Regions from separate parts of the Homo sapiens genome. Here region 2 is linked to region 1. Evidence: chromatin loops called from intact Hi-C (ENCODE). Cell type or tissue: OCI-LY7. All regions are shown on one strand. Links, peaks and the distances in the headings refer to the core of each region. The heading gives the core; the rest is flanking DNA.

Region 1 (7,123 bases), core at 811-5,810:
TTTATATTTAAATTATTCCTCACTCCCTTTCTAAGCAACTCAGGAACCGTGAAGAGCCTCCTTGCCAGGCTGCCTCTGACCCGCCCTGCGTTGGGTCCGTTAATCTCCCAGACTGCGAGGGAGGATGTGACTGCTCTAGACAGCATTCCTTAAGAGACAGTAAAGACAGGCAGAAGGACATGACTGGAATTTAAACTGCAGTGGCCCGCTCAGGGCAGGAGGGTTTGGTCTAGGAGGAAAAGCAAGCTGGCAGCTTTATTTAGTTTATTGATTCATTATATACAGAGTTATATGTAATGGCCTGATTTGATAACTCATGAGATAAGAATGTTCATTGCCAACTATAGGAGAAATTCTAGGAACAGAAAAGAAGAGATCTAAGCATAGTGTGTGTATTTGCCTACATGTATGTTTCATATTCTTATTAATGATTTAAATTACACACAACTGTGTTTATAGGTATATCTTTACCTATTATAATTTTCTACTATTTTCCTTATCCATTGTGAAGCCTACAAATTAAAATAGTTTTCTTTAGGATTTATACTCCTAAAATAGTTTTTCAAATATTAACAATGAGCTAGAATTCTACTCTCAATAGAATCATAAGGGGTTCCCTTTTTGCAGTCTTCGGTCTTGCTCTGGAGTCTAAAACGTCATGGGCAGATTCTTCTCTGGCCTAAAACTCTGTCTTTCATGTTGCATTATCTAATCTCTTTGGCTTTTGGAGGTACCACATATTACTTTATACTGTGGAAAACACTTTAACTTTCTGTGTGTGATAATTGGTGAATCACTGGAAGGAGCTGTGGTTTTAGAGGTGGCTGGCAACAATTGTTTACAGTAAATGGTTATTACTGCATGGGACTACTTGTTTCTTTATGTGCTTAGATTTTAAAAGGTGCAGTTTAAACACTTAAAAATGTCTTTATAACAAAGTGCACTACAAAAGCATTGCAGGACCTGTTCTCATGGCATTTCGCTCTTTTTGGGAACCTGAGATTCAGTGTAAAGGTGGACTCTTTAATTTTTAAAGATCTAGATACTCTAGATACTTTGCCTTTCAACTGTACCTGCTTTTCATATATTTAAATTATTAGGCCCTAAAAACTACAAATGTTTTGTTGGCCCTTTTCCTTATTGGGCTCTGCCCTGAACTCAATGGTCCAGTTAAAAAACAGAGACTAAATTAATTAATAAGGGGTTCTATGTCTGCTTATCCATCTTCATGTATAGGTTGTATGGATTGTAATATTGGGCAGGGCCTCTTTATTTCAACTATTATGCTTTTAAGGCTCCTCACTCCCTTCTCTGAACTAACACCTATTCCATCTTGGTCTCATATGCTTCAGGAGTTTTCAGATTTTTGGCACCAACATCTCTACTTTCTGATATATAATGCACTTACAATTTTTTGTTCAATGTTGTCTTTCTGGCTAGATTGCAAACTCTATGCATCCCCTGAAACAGGGTTTTGCACATTTGGGTTTAACAGATACTTGTTGAAAGAAGCAATGAGCTATAACCTCCTATATCATGTCTTCAAGGTCACTCAGGTCATTTGGGCTTATTGGGAAGTGGGAAATGGGGCACAAGTGGCCTCCCATTTCCTCCACCATGGTAGGCTTCAATCATGCCCCTCGTGTGGTGAGCCGAACTCCTGATAGGAGTAGAAGGAATTGTAAACCGGTGCATATCTGGACTTCTAGTGTCCACCCTCTTGTATTGTGGTTATAGTTGTGATATCTGCTTCCTCCATTGAACTGCAAGCTTCTAAGTTTTGAGGGATAAGGTCTTATTCATTGCCCAGTGTCTTTATTGGCAACTAGTTATTACTAAAATTGCTAATATTTGTTGAGTGCTGACTATGTACCACATATTGTAGTAAGCATATTCCATATAATTTGTTATTCCTCACAACATCATATGAGGTAAGCATTATTACTATATCCATTTAAAGATGAGAAAACTGGAAGTAACAGGGATTTTAAGTACCTGTTAAAGAACATGCCTATAAGACCATAAATGATAAGGCAGGGATTCAAATTCAGGCTGTACAGCTCCAAAGACCACATCCTTAAACAATACTACCTCTCATTGTACGTTTTGATTAAATTCAGTTTGAGGTTAACAAGTAAGCCCTGTCTGAGATCTCAAGAGAAATAAATGCAAGTCATTTGAGACAAGGTAAGGGAGTTAGACAAGCGCACCCAGAGACAAGCCAAGTAGGCATATGTCATTTCGCCTTAGAATGCAGGCCTCCGGAAGGGTGAAGAGGAAGGTGCCAAGATCCTCCTTGATGCACGTGTTTAAACTCAAGTAGGGTGCCCTTTTGCTGGGGAAGCAATGAGTACCTAGTAGATGGTAGTGGTGGTTGGGTGACAGTCCTATGTCACATGAAGCCAGTTTATCATAATGCTTAACAGCAGGTGTTGTAAAGGCAGACAGCTTGGCTTAGCATGTTGCCTGACACATGATAAATGCTCAATGCATGACAGCTATCCATTACTACCATTTGAGAGTATTTCAAGTATTCAGAGCAAACACTCTGAATGTCCATGAAGATCAGGACACTAGTGCTTATGCATTCTCATGGAGCTGAAGTTCTACAGAGGCAGGAGCCCAACCAGAAGAGTGGTTTTGTCTCAGAGCTAACTGCTCCCCACAACCTAGGACGTATAGTTGCCACGCTTGTGGAAATATCTGGACTCCAAAAAAGAGGAGTGTAGCCTGCACAGCACTGAATCCTTCCCATACTGCTTGTGGCCATTTCTGTGAAGAAGTTATGTCTGTTTTCATTTCTCCTATCCATTAACTCACACAAGGCATTTTCCAGTTAATTGAATTCACTAGAAGACTGCCTTCTGTGATTAGGTGTCCTGCAGCCTGAGCTGAGAGGAAGAAGGGAACAGGCAGGGAGGCAAACATCTTGGTGAGTGTGATTCAATCTGCTGCTAAATTTAATCTGTACATTTCTGGTTTCTGTTCTCATTCACCACCTGCAGTGATATGTTTAAAATGCTCCTGACACATCAGCAAGGTGGGCAGTGTGCCAAGACCACGGCTGTCCATTTTCACTTCATTTTATATATATCCCTAGTAAATATCAGGTAGCATTTTTCCTCTTCTCTCCACACTTGCAATTCCACACTGGACTGCAGTATCTGCCCCAAATTCATCTCTGAAATAGGTTTTAATGACATCAGCCCTCCTCAAATTTTCCTCTGTCCAGAAGAAAATTGGTAGACCTAGGAGCTCTTAGTTTTGGAGCTATCATTTCACATTATATCAAACACATTCATACATCTAAATCTTGCACGATAGAAAATTAATTTAAAATTTCACCCAGTAAGCTGTAGTCAAGTCAAAGATTTATAGACATATAATTAAGCCTGTATTAATTTTCAGTTTTCTTTTTATATTCTGTGGTCAATATTTTTCATTGTCAGGCTTTACTTCTGTTTTGTAGGCGTCTGAAAAGCTCATAGACCCTAGGCCCGGTATCCATAGTGGCTGACAGATTACATTTGTCATTCATAGAGCACAATGGGGGCTAAAAAGATCTAGGTGTTTTTATCATCTGCCCACCATGATGAAATTTCCTAAAGTGGAAGCAAAAAATACTGCTGTGTGACAGCTCAGAGCACAGGCTTTGGCATCAGTTTGGAGTCTATATAACCAGAGCCTCAGTTTCCACCTTTGTTAAAATTTGAATAATGATAGTACATGCTCATTATTGCTGCTTGATTAGTATCTGTGGTGGCTTGCAATGTGTTGACTTGGTGAAGTTGAAGTACATTTCCCAGAATTCTCTTCCTTCTATGTTTCTGGTTTGAGTGGGTGGGCCACAGCAGGAGTTCCCATGGGAGATGTGCAAGGTGCAGGTGAAGCAGCAGCTGTTTTGTAGTTCACACACACTGTTGCCCGTCTGCTGGCTCACCTGGTCAGTGGTGGGTAGGGACCAGGCCTGCAACAGTCCTCTGTTGCCAGGGAGTTGAGTGGGACGTGGTGAAATGAGTTGAGTTATAGGACATCTATATTTAAGAATATTATTTTGAAGAAATGCAATTTATCATTTCAAATTTATAGGGCAGTCACCTAGGGCATCATCGTACACTCTAAATTTAAATAGTTGCTGAGCATGTTTATACATATATACATATATAACTCAGTTTATACAGTTAGATACTAACAAGTGTGTTCAAATACAAATAGATGTTTCTATGGTACCTGAAAATAAAACTAATCTCTTAAGGGGTTTGCACGTTCTGACGAGTTTCTCTCATCTCCTTTCTCTGATCTGGTGTCCTCTTCATCCCGAATGAGGGTTCCTTTCCCCACATGGCTCTCTTGATACCAGAGAGTTCCACTTTCATCTTCTTCAGCTACCTGTATCATCTTGGCCCTTCCCTGGCTCTTGTCTTCACCCTAAATTGGGCCATCTCTGAAAGCTTACCTCCAATTTTATAATAAACCACCCAAACCGCAATCATTTATTTTGCTCATAAATCTACAAGGTTTTCAGGATGCAGCAAGGACAACAGCAAGGATAAGGTCTCTGCCTCTGTGACATCTGGGGCCTTGGCTGGGATCATTCAAATAACTGGGCCTAGGATAGTGGAGGGCTGTCCAGGCATCTCTTTCTTCTTATAGTCCCAGGACCTCTCTTTATGGCCTCCCCACACATTATATCCAGCACTGGTGGCCTCAGAATAGCTGGACTTCTTATAAGGCTGCTCAGAGGTCTGGATGGAAGCTACAAGGCTTCTTTCCCATCCCCCAGGCTATGTAGCCCCAGATCATCATTTATATCATTTTATTGGAAAGGTAATCCTTATCCCCAGAGTAAGCTCAGATTCAAGTATATGGAAATTACATACTTGAATATAATTTCGGTGGGGGAAATAGCAAAGAATCTGTGGCCCTCTTTAAGGGACTGGCTTACAGGATTGTGGAGGCTGAGAAGTCCCATGACCTGCAAGTTGGAAGCTTGGGGAAACCCGTGTTGTAATTCAGTTTGACTCTGAAAACCTGAGAATCGGGAGCTGTTGGTGGAAATCTCAGTCTGAGGGCAAGGAGAACATGAGATGAGATGTCTCAGTGCAAACAGTGAGGCAGAAAAAAGGGATGAATTCCTCCTTCCTCTGCTTTTTGTTTTATTCAGGTCCTCAGTGGACTGAATAATGCTCATCTACATAGGGGAGGAAATCTACTTTACTGAGTCCACCAATGCAAATGTTACTCTAACCTGGAAACTCCCTCATACACACACACAGAAATAGCGTTTAACCCACTATCTGAGCATTTGGTGGCCCAGTCAAGTTCACATATAACATTAAATATCACATACATTATTTTTGATTCCTTTGGTCACCAGCTCCTTTTCTCCCATCTGTCATTCTCTTATTTCAATGTGCTTATTCATGGAGACCTAGGGTCCTTTGATGTCTCTGTTTTCTTCCTCTCCTACCTTTATGTTCTCCCTGTTCCAGTCTGGACTTCCTGGTCTGGCATTTTGCCACTTTTTTTCTTATAATTTAAAAAATGATTTTTTATTTATAATTGGCATAACTACATATTTATGGGGCACAGTGTGCTTTTTGTTTTTTTTTAATTATACTTTAAGTTCTAGGGTACATGTGCACAACGTGCAGGTTTGTTACATATGTATACGTGTGCCATGTTGGTGTGCTGCACCCATTAACTCATCATTTACATTAGGTATATCTCCTAATGCTATCCCTCCCCACTCCCCCAACCCCACGACAGGCCCCAGTGTGTGATGTTCCCCTTCCTGTGTCCAAGTGTTCTCATTGTTCATTTCCCACCTATGAGTGAGAACATGCGGTGTTTGGTTTTTTGTCCTTGTGATAGTTTGCTGAGAATGATGGTTTCCAGCTTCATCCATGTCCCTACAAAGGACATGAACTCATTCTTTTTTATGGCTGCATAGTATTCCACGGTGTATATATGCCACATTTTCTTAATCCAGTCTATCACTGATGGACATGTGGGTTGGTTCCAAGTCTTTGCTATTGTGAATAGTGCCTCAATAAACATACGTGTGCATGTGTCTTTATAGCAGCATGATTTATAATCCTTTGGGTATATACCCAGTAATGGGATGGCTGGGTCAAATGGTACTCCTAGTTCTAGATCCCTGAGGAATCGCCACACTGTCTTCTTCCACAATGGTTGAACTAGTTTACAGTCCCACCAACAGTGTAAAAGTGTTTCTATTTCTCCACATCCTCTCCAGCACCTGTTGTTTCCTGACTTTTTAATGATGGCCAATCTAACTGGTGTGAGATGGTATCTCATTGTGGTTTGATTTGCATTTCTCTGATGGCCAGTGATGATGAGCATTTTTTCACGTGTCTTTTGGCTGCATAAATGTCTTCTTTTGAGAAGTGTCTGTTCATATCCTTTGCCCACTTGTTGATGGGGTTTTTTCTTGTAAATTTGTTTGAGTTCATTGTAGATTCCGGATACTAGCCTTTTGTCAGATGAGTAGATTGCAAAATTTTTCTCCCATTCTGTAGGTTGCCTGTTCACTCTGATGGTAGTTTCTTTTGCTGTACAGAAGCTCTCTAGTTTAGTTAGATCCCATTTGTCAATTTTGGGTTTTGTTGCCATTGCTTTTGGTGTTTTAGACATGAAGTCCTTGCCCATGGCTACATCCTGAATGGTATTGCCTGGGTTTTCTTCTAGAGTTTTTATGATTTTAGTTCTAACATTTAAGTCTTTAACCCATCTTGAGTTAATTTTTGTATAAGGTATAAGGAAGGGATCCAGTTTCAGCTTTCTACATATGGCTAGCTAGTTTTCCCAGCACTATTTATTAAATAAGGAATCCTTTCCCCATTTCTTGTTTTTGTCAGGTTTGTCAAAGATCAGATGGTTGTAGATGTGTGGTATTATTTCTGAGGGCTCTGTTCTGTTCCATTGATCTATATCTCTGTTTTGGTACCAGTAACATGCTGTTTTGGTTACTGTAGCCTTGTAGTATAGTTTGAAGTTAGGTAGCGTGATGCCTCCAGCTTTGTTCTTTTGGCTTAGGATTGACTTGGCAATGCGGGCTCTTTTTGGTTCCATGTGAACTTTAAAGTAGTTTTTTCCAGTT
Region 2 (7,123 bases), core at 842-5,841, 96 kb before region 1:
GATCTTCCAGGTTTAGCAGAACAAGCTTTCTGGTTCCTACTCCTGGTGAGCCTTCAAGGAGAATTCCATCTGCCTCAGAGAGTTCAGGCCTGAAAGGGCATGAAAAGAGAACATCTTTTTTTGCACCCGTAAAATAGGCACCAGCCTCTCCATCCAGGCTGCCTTCCAGAGGTGGTGTGAGATCAAATGAGACAATGCATGAGAAAGCACTTTGCAGAGCGTGGAGTAGTGATATTGCTCCTAGGCAGGGTTCTATCAAATTAGATTCTTGTCCCAGCACCCTTAGTGTCTTGGTTTAATTAATTGCTTTGCATTTATTTAATTCACATGTCAACACTGGCCTCCTCAAACTACAGTTCTTTTCTGCCGAAGTCCAAAGTTGTCCCAAGATTTCCGCAAGCCCAGGGGATGAGAGCAGCTTATCTTCTCAGGAACACTTCTGCCTTGTGACATTGATCCAGACAAGAAGCTCAGCCCCTTCTTCAAGCCTTAAAAGAATTCTACTCATACAGTGCTCATGAGTGTTACAGAGTTTGCTAAAATTTTGGAGGGAGATGAGTGGCTTTCTACATAACAGCAATGAACTTTCAAGAGGAACATTTGGCATCCTGGGTCTCACAATTTGCTGGCACTAAACTATCTCTCGGGTCAGGGTCTGGACTCCACCCAATGCTGGGGGCCTGCCAGTGACTTGGACTCAATCTTAACTTATAGACTTCTCTTAATCTTAATTCTCCTTCTTCCTCTCCTTTCAGTCTCCATCCCTCTGTTTCTGCTCCCTCTCTAGAGCTAAAACAAATTCCTTTCTTATATTTTAGGTTCATTATTGCCAGTGGCTTTGTGCTAAGGTTCCTGTAGGTTTCACTTTCTACCCCAAGGTCCTTGTTAAGGTATTTTCTCAAAACAAAGAGTTCTCCCTCCCTAAGGAGAACTCTGGGGCCAGCTGTTAAGATAACAACATTTTCACCCCATGGCATGTATCATAACAGAATCCAAAAATGTTTTCAACAGCTTTGATATTGGCAACAGATTTGAGCTGAGAAAAATAACATATAATTAAAAATGAAATTATAAAGGAAACTCCAAATGACCTGGAAGGAAGGGGATAAAATTCTCCCAGAAATTCAAGCAGCCCTTTCCAATTACAAATACTAAAATGGAAGTAAGTGTGCACCTTCTCAATGTTAACACCTAATTCCAAAATCCCCCCAGGGCCTTGTGGTGTGGGGTGGCCTTCTGGCTCTGAGCCTCTGCACACAAAGGCTCCTGGAGGAAATGGAGGCCAGGGCTCACCCTGGATGTTGAGGAACACTGGGAGCAGTGGGGAAGCTGGTGTTGGGACACAGCAGTGGACATACCTGGCAAAGCCCAGAATGATTCCTAGTTCCCCGGGGCAGGCTGAAGTTGAGGGGCCCTCTGCTGTATCTCCATACCTCACTGGTTATCCCGCCACACCATGACCACAGCACTGTCACTGTCGCGGGGTGACTGCCTGTCAACTTCCCTCCCTCCTCCCTCAGACTGCAGCTTTGTGCCAGCAGACAGCAGGTGGTTTATTGCTGTGTACCTGGTACACAAAGGTATATAATGAATGTGGAAAGAAGGAAGGAGAGAATGACTGAACCCCTGCCTGGAGGGTTCTGAGTCTCATTTCTCCCTCATCCACTGACTTGTTCTGAGGTCTCTAGCCAGCCTACAAACCACTCTAAAACTTCACTTTTCGAATGGAGTGGGAATAGATGCCTGTCTTGAAGGGAAGATGTACTGGTCTAATGAAGAGACATGCAACCACTTGGGAAGTCAAAAACAAGGAGCAACGCTTATCAGGTCAGAAGCTCACAGGCCTGGCACCAATGCCCACAATGTCCCCACATGCAGAGCTTGATACAGCGTTTCTCCAAATCCCTGAGGGAACAGCTGTACCTGCTTTGCTGACTTGACTTGGCATAAATGGAGTCCCAGCGGGTGAGTCTCAGCCAAAGCCACCCAGCTCTTTCCTGACAGAGCTGAAGTAGAACCAGGCCTTGTAACTCCCTGCTCCTTCCTAGCTGGAGCAGTGCTCTGGAAATGTGGGTGGTGCCTGAGAAGGGCAGGTGTTGTTAATAAGGAGAGCATGTTGCAGAAACTGCAGGGCTTTGCGTGCTAATTTTAGAAGGCATTTTAAACATAAACTCTAGGGTTCTGAAATTTAATCAGGTGGAGCCTGAATGTAAAGAAAAGAAAGCTTGGGATGTATTCGCAATTTAATTAAATTCTGCCCACTCTCTCTTTTGTAATTTCCCTTCCTTCACTCACTTCCCACTTGGGTCATTTTTGCCCTATTAGTGCCACTTCTGGGTACCCAGGCCTCTCACCTTGTTTCTCCCACACACAGTCAAGGTCAGCTGGTCTGACATGCAAGAGAGATCAAATTCATGTTTGAGACTGAATAAATGAAAATGAATGAATAAATGAATGGATGAGTGCACGAATAGGAGGCAGGAGCATGCGATGGACAAACGGACACAAATTCTTGACTTAGGTGGTGCTATCTCCCCTCCCTTTGAGAGAACTTCCATTCGCACAGCTCTCATATAGAAAGCCCAGCACTGTGACACCTTTGTGCAGGATGTTCTTTTTAGTTGGATTCTACCTGTCTGTGTCTCAGTCCCTTCATTTGAAAAATAGGAGCAACATTAGTCCCACCTTATAAACTTTTGTGAGGCCCAAATGAGCACATTGACATGAGGGTGCTTGGTCAAGGTAAACTCTCACAATATTAGATACTCCATTATGGACAGGCAGCAGTCTCTCACTACCCCACTCACTGCCTCCCTCCAAACTCTCACAGTCCACACACACAGCAGGTACCTGCATATGCATAGATGTGTGTACATGTTTACACTCTGCACACATTGCACAAACTCACCACACACACATACAGAGCATAGATACCCATGACATACTCACATATACACATACCATTACTCAGGCCCAACAAATCTGAAAACATGGCCATTTCCTGGCTGCCACCTGTTACCTGAGAGATAGATATTTCCCATATTTCATCTGGGGTCATTCCTTGATAAAATATTACTAGGTATTTTCAGCAGTAATAACTGGCTTTTCCTTTTTTTTTTTTTTTTTTTTTTTTTTTGATACAGGATCTCACCGTGTTGCCCAGGCTGGAATGCAATGGCATGATCATGGCTCATGGCTCAGTGCAGCCTTAACCTACCAGGCTCAAGTGATCCTCCTGCTTCAGCCTCTTCAGTAACTGGGACTACAGGCACGTGCCACCATGCCTGGTTAATTTTTTAATTTTTGTAGAGCCAGGGTCTTTCTTTGTTGCCCAGGCTGATCTTAAACTCCTGGGCCCAGGTGATCCTCCTGCCTCAGCCTCTCAAAGTGCAGGGATTACAGGTGTGAGCCATCCTATTCAGCCACTTTTAACATTCTCATAAAAAACACCTGGGGCTTCCTGCAAGCCGGCCTGGGCTTTCGTTACTGCCTCCCCTGCTCATAATGGGTATTTACATATCCTTAGACCCTCAGTCTGGAACAAGCTGCACCTGAAATCAGTCTCCAGTGGCGTTTTGGTCCAGGAAAGTCCCTGACCTGTGGCTGGGTGTCCTTCCTCCTTTAACTCCAAGTGGCCAGTCGTGGTACGTGTCCCTTTTCTTGAGACCCAGAGCTCATTGCTTGTCAGCTCTTTGTTCCTTATCCACCACCCCTCAAGCTGAGGAACAGACACAGTGTGGGATGTGAGGGTTGGGAGTGGGCAAAGTGATAATGAGTTTGATTTTGAGAATGTTGCCATTGAGGCAGCTGGCACATCCAGCTAGAGGATAGTTCTGGAGTTATCGGGAGAGATCTGAACTATTGATCAATGAATGTGGGAATCTTATACATATTCGTAGTATATTTGTTAGGAATTACATTTAGTTACTAGAAGAAACTTTCTTGTCAAAGACCAGAAGGAACGGTGGCTTAAACCAGATGGAAATGTATTGTGCTTCACATTAGTGGGCTGGTGCGTTGGTATCATGGTATTTTTCAGGGACCAAGGAACCGATCTATCTTTCTGCCTCACCATTTTAGTATGTATCCTCCACCTTGGATTTGTCTTATAATTGAATATCGCTGCTAGAGCACCAGGCATCATCTTTGCATTCCAGACAGAAAGCAGGAAAAAAAGGTGGAAGGTTTTTTAAAAAAGAAAAGTGCTTATGCCTACAGCTGTCTACCTTCTTTTTAAGTCCTACCTGATAACTTCTATGTACACATTGTAAGGGAAATGGCTGCACTTTAGTCAGGAATAGGCTGAGGCAGCCTTCTGGCACAGCATGATTCACTGGGTTTGGAGCACAGGTGCACTCTCAAAACACTCTCATAAAAAACACCTGGGGCTTCCTGCGAGCTGGCCTGGGCTTTCGTTACTGCCTCCCCTGCTCATGATGGGTATTTACATATCCTTAGACCCTCAGCTAGAACAAGCTGCACCTGAGATCAGTCTCCAGTGGCGTTTTGGTCCGGGAAAGGCCCTGACCTGTGGCCACACATTATGTAACCATGCCACGTGAAGTGCATTAGGTGATCACTCACATGAGTCTGTGCCTGGCTTAGAGACACTGTTGTCTACAAAAGGTATAATTACCCTGCTAGCGGCTATACATAGGGCTTGTGCCCAGAAAGAGGATAAAGCCATATCAAAACTCCCTACGATTCCTGTAGTGTTTTTCCAGCTACTCCCCCACCGACTCCCCTCGGACCTCAGTTTGGGATAGAACCTGACAATTGGTGTCATGAACAGGATCCTGAGGTGAGTGAGCCTTTGGCTTCTGCTGATTCTGGGTTGGCCATGTGGCTGTAACATGGGTTGGTGGTACCCATTGGCAGCTGTGCTGCTTGGATGGGCTCCGGTGGATACCTGGGTGGTGGTAGATGGGTCTCCTGCAAGCATGGAGAAGGTGCTGGAGCAACTGGAAGCACACAGCACTGAGAAGGAGGGAGCCTTTGCCGGCAGAGTCAGATGGGGCTCTTTGACTGTGCTACAAAAAAGTACACACCCAGTCCCTGAGGTGCAGTACAGGTAAGGGACCTCCAGGCGCAGACGGGGTGCCTGGAGACCTGGCTATACAGATCAGAAAAAGAGTTAGAGGCTGCCATAAATGGGGACTTCCAGGTGCAGGTGGGGCACCTGGAGACCTGGCTTCAGAGCTTGGAAAAAGAATTAGGGGCTGCCATGAATGCAGGCCTGGGCCCGTCGTTTCAGCCGGAGACTCCCCACTCAGTCTGATACCGAGGAGGAAGAACCCCTGTTGCAGGGTCGCCCAGTGGTCCGTCAGAAGGTAGATCATGAACAGCTGTTGGGACCCCAAGGGCGGGCTCAGGGATTGCCCACTATAACACAACACACTTCATATATTGCCTGTACCGCAACTGAGTTGCGGGAATTAGGCAAGCAGGTCCACCAGCGTCCAGGAGAACCCCTGTCTGCCTGGATGCTTCATTTGTGAAATGAGGGAGCAGATAGTATTTCTTGTTCTGCCTCTGAGATGGAAAAGCTGGCCACCATTAGACTCACCCCTCCCTCTGTCAGCGGTTCCAAGTGAGGAGGCAGTTAACGGCAGGGCAAGGTGACCACACCCTGACTGAGTGGCTATGGGCAGCCATGCGGACTGTGTGAAATGATGCCAGTGAAATACCCAAAACTGTGAGTAAACGGCAGTCATATGCTGATTTGGTGCAAGTCATCTGGGAAATGGGTATGCGGCAGGCTATGTCTGATCTGAATATCTGTGGGTATCACTGATGAACGTTTCACCTACCACATGAGAGATCTTGTGTTGGGACCTGTGCCCCTCAGTGCCTTTGGCTCCCTAGCTGCTGTCTTCACCTAGTACGTAGGGTGCCGCGCACATGAAGTGACCACTGCTATGGTGGCTCTCAGGGAAGCAGAAGGCCATCGGCGGGACTGAGGGGTCCATGCTGTAAAGAAGAGGAAGCTCCCCCACCTGCAGGGGGTTCCCCCATGGGATAAAAGGGGGCCCCAATGAGTGACACGCTCACATATGTGCATAGATTTGATTTTGGCCAGGGTTGACTGAGAGAAAATCAATAAGCAGCCCAGTGAAGTACTCTTAACTTTGTGGAGACAGTTGTCTCTGGAGCAGCAATTCCAGAAAATGTCCAAGGGGGAGAAGGACACTGCTGCACAACGCTGTCCCACCTGGGCGGCTCCAGCTTGAAGACTGCTTGCTGCAGCCAGGTGGAAATGCAGAGCCTTTTCTGTTTGATTAGGGAACTGGCCAAGGTGCCCTGCTTAGGAAGACACTGGGCGACTGGAGGCCACATGTAGAATTAGCAATCCACTGGTCCCCCAGCAATGTACAGCGGGTGCTGGTGCTGGTAGCTACTGGCACAGACTGTAGTCTTGTTTATGGGAACCCACAGGCAAAGCTGCACACATTGATGCTTACGGAGGCCGATCAGTGAGAGTGAAACCTGTATGTCTGTACCACACCACTGGCCACTTGGCTCCCCATTTATATACTGTATATGTTTCTCCCATACCAGAATACATTCTGGGGGTGTACTTTTACATGGCCTGGTGTTACAAACCATGGCTGGGGAATTCAGACTCCAGGTGCACGTGATGAAGCCAGTGCTGCATGGACATATGCATCACCAGCCTCGGGTCCTGCCACAACCCCGACAGGTTACTTCCACCTGTCAATACCATTTGCTGGGTGGGCATACAGAGATAACTGAGACAATTAAAAAGCTGGAGGAGGTGCAGATAGTGTGTGGCACCCATAGTCCCTACAATTCTCCAGTGTGGTCAGTTAGGAAGCCTGATGGAACTTCGCAGATAATGGTGGACTACTGGGAACTGAATAAAGTAACACCCCCTTTGCATGCAGCTGTGCTGTCAATCATGAATATAATGGACCATTTGTTGATGGAACTGGCACAATACCATTATGTAGTGGACTTGGCCAATGCATTTTTCTCCATCAACATCGCTCCAGAGAGCTGGGACCAGTTTGCCTTCATGTGGGAAAGGCGACAATGGACTTTCACAGTGTTGTCGCAGGGCTATGTCCATAGCCCAACCTATGTCATGGTCTCGTTGCCATGG

Evidence for each region. A loop is a pair of places that touch in the nucleus more often than their neighbours do. Peaks named below come from ENCODE experiments on the same cell type or tissue, not always from the same donor. Only the 100,000 strongest peaks of a DNase experiment are listed, where the experiment ranks them.
Region 2: a loop joins it to region 1, with 6 times the contacts of the local background. A loop is called at or near these places in 4 of 110 quality-filtered maps.

Annotation. Positions count from the first base shown.
Region 1 is chr11:87,451,458-87,458,580 of GRCh38, forward strand. The region is part of intron 2 of LOC107984361 (a long non-coding RNA gene); the gene reads left to right. Among named protein-coding and RNA genes, the nearest start is that of LINC02711, 260 kb to the right of the region's middle. In OCI-LY7, for the core only: a CTCF peak has its summit at 3,460; DNase peaks (open chromatin) are centred at 2,404, 2,994, 3,584 and 3,894; H3K4me3 peaks cover 2,992 bases; H3K27ac peaks cover 4,876 bases.
Region 2 is chr11:87,355,150-87,362,272 of GRCh38, forward strand. It overlaps LOC107984361 (a long non-coding RNA gene), which reads left to right and starts at 4,604. Exons shown (of 5, transcript XR_002957261.2): 1 at 4,604-4,801. In OCI-LY7, for the core only: a CTCF peak has its summit at 3,535; DNase peaks (open chromatin) are centred at 870, 1,492, 3,492 and 4,442; H3K4me3 peaks cover 4,595 bases; H3K27ac peaks cover 4,852 bases.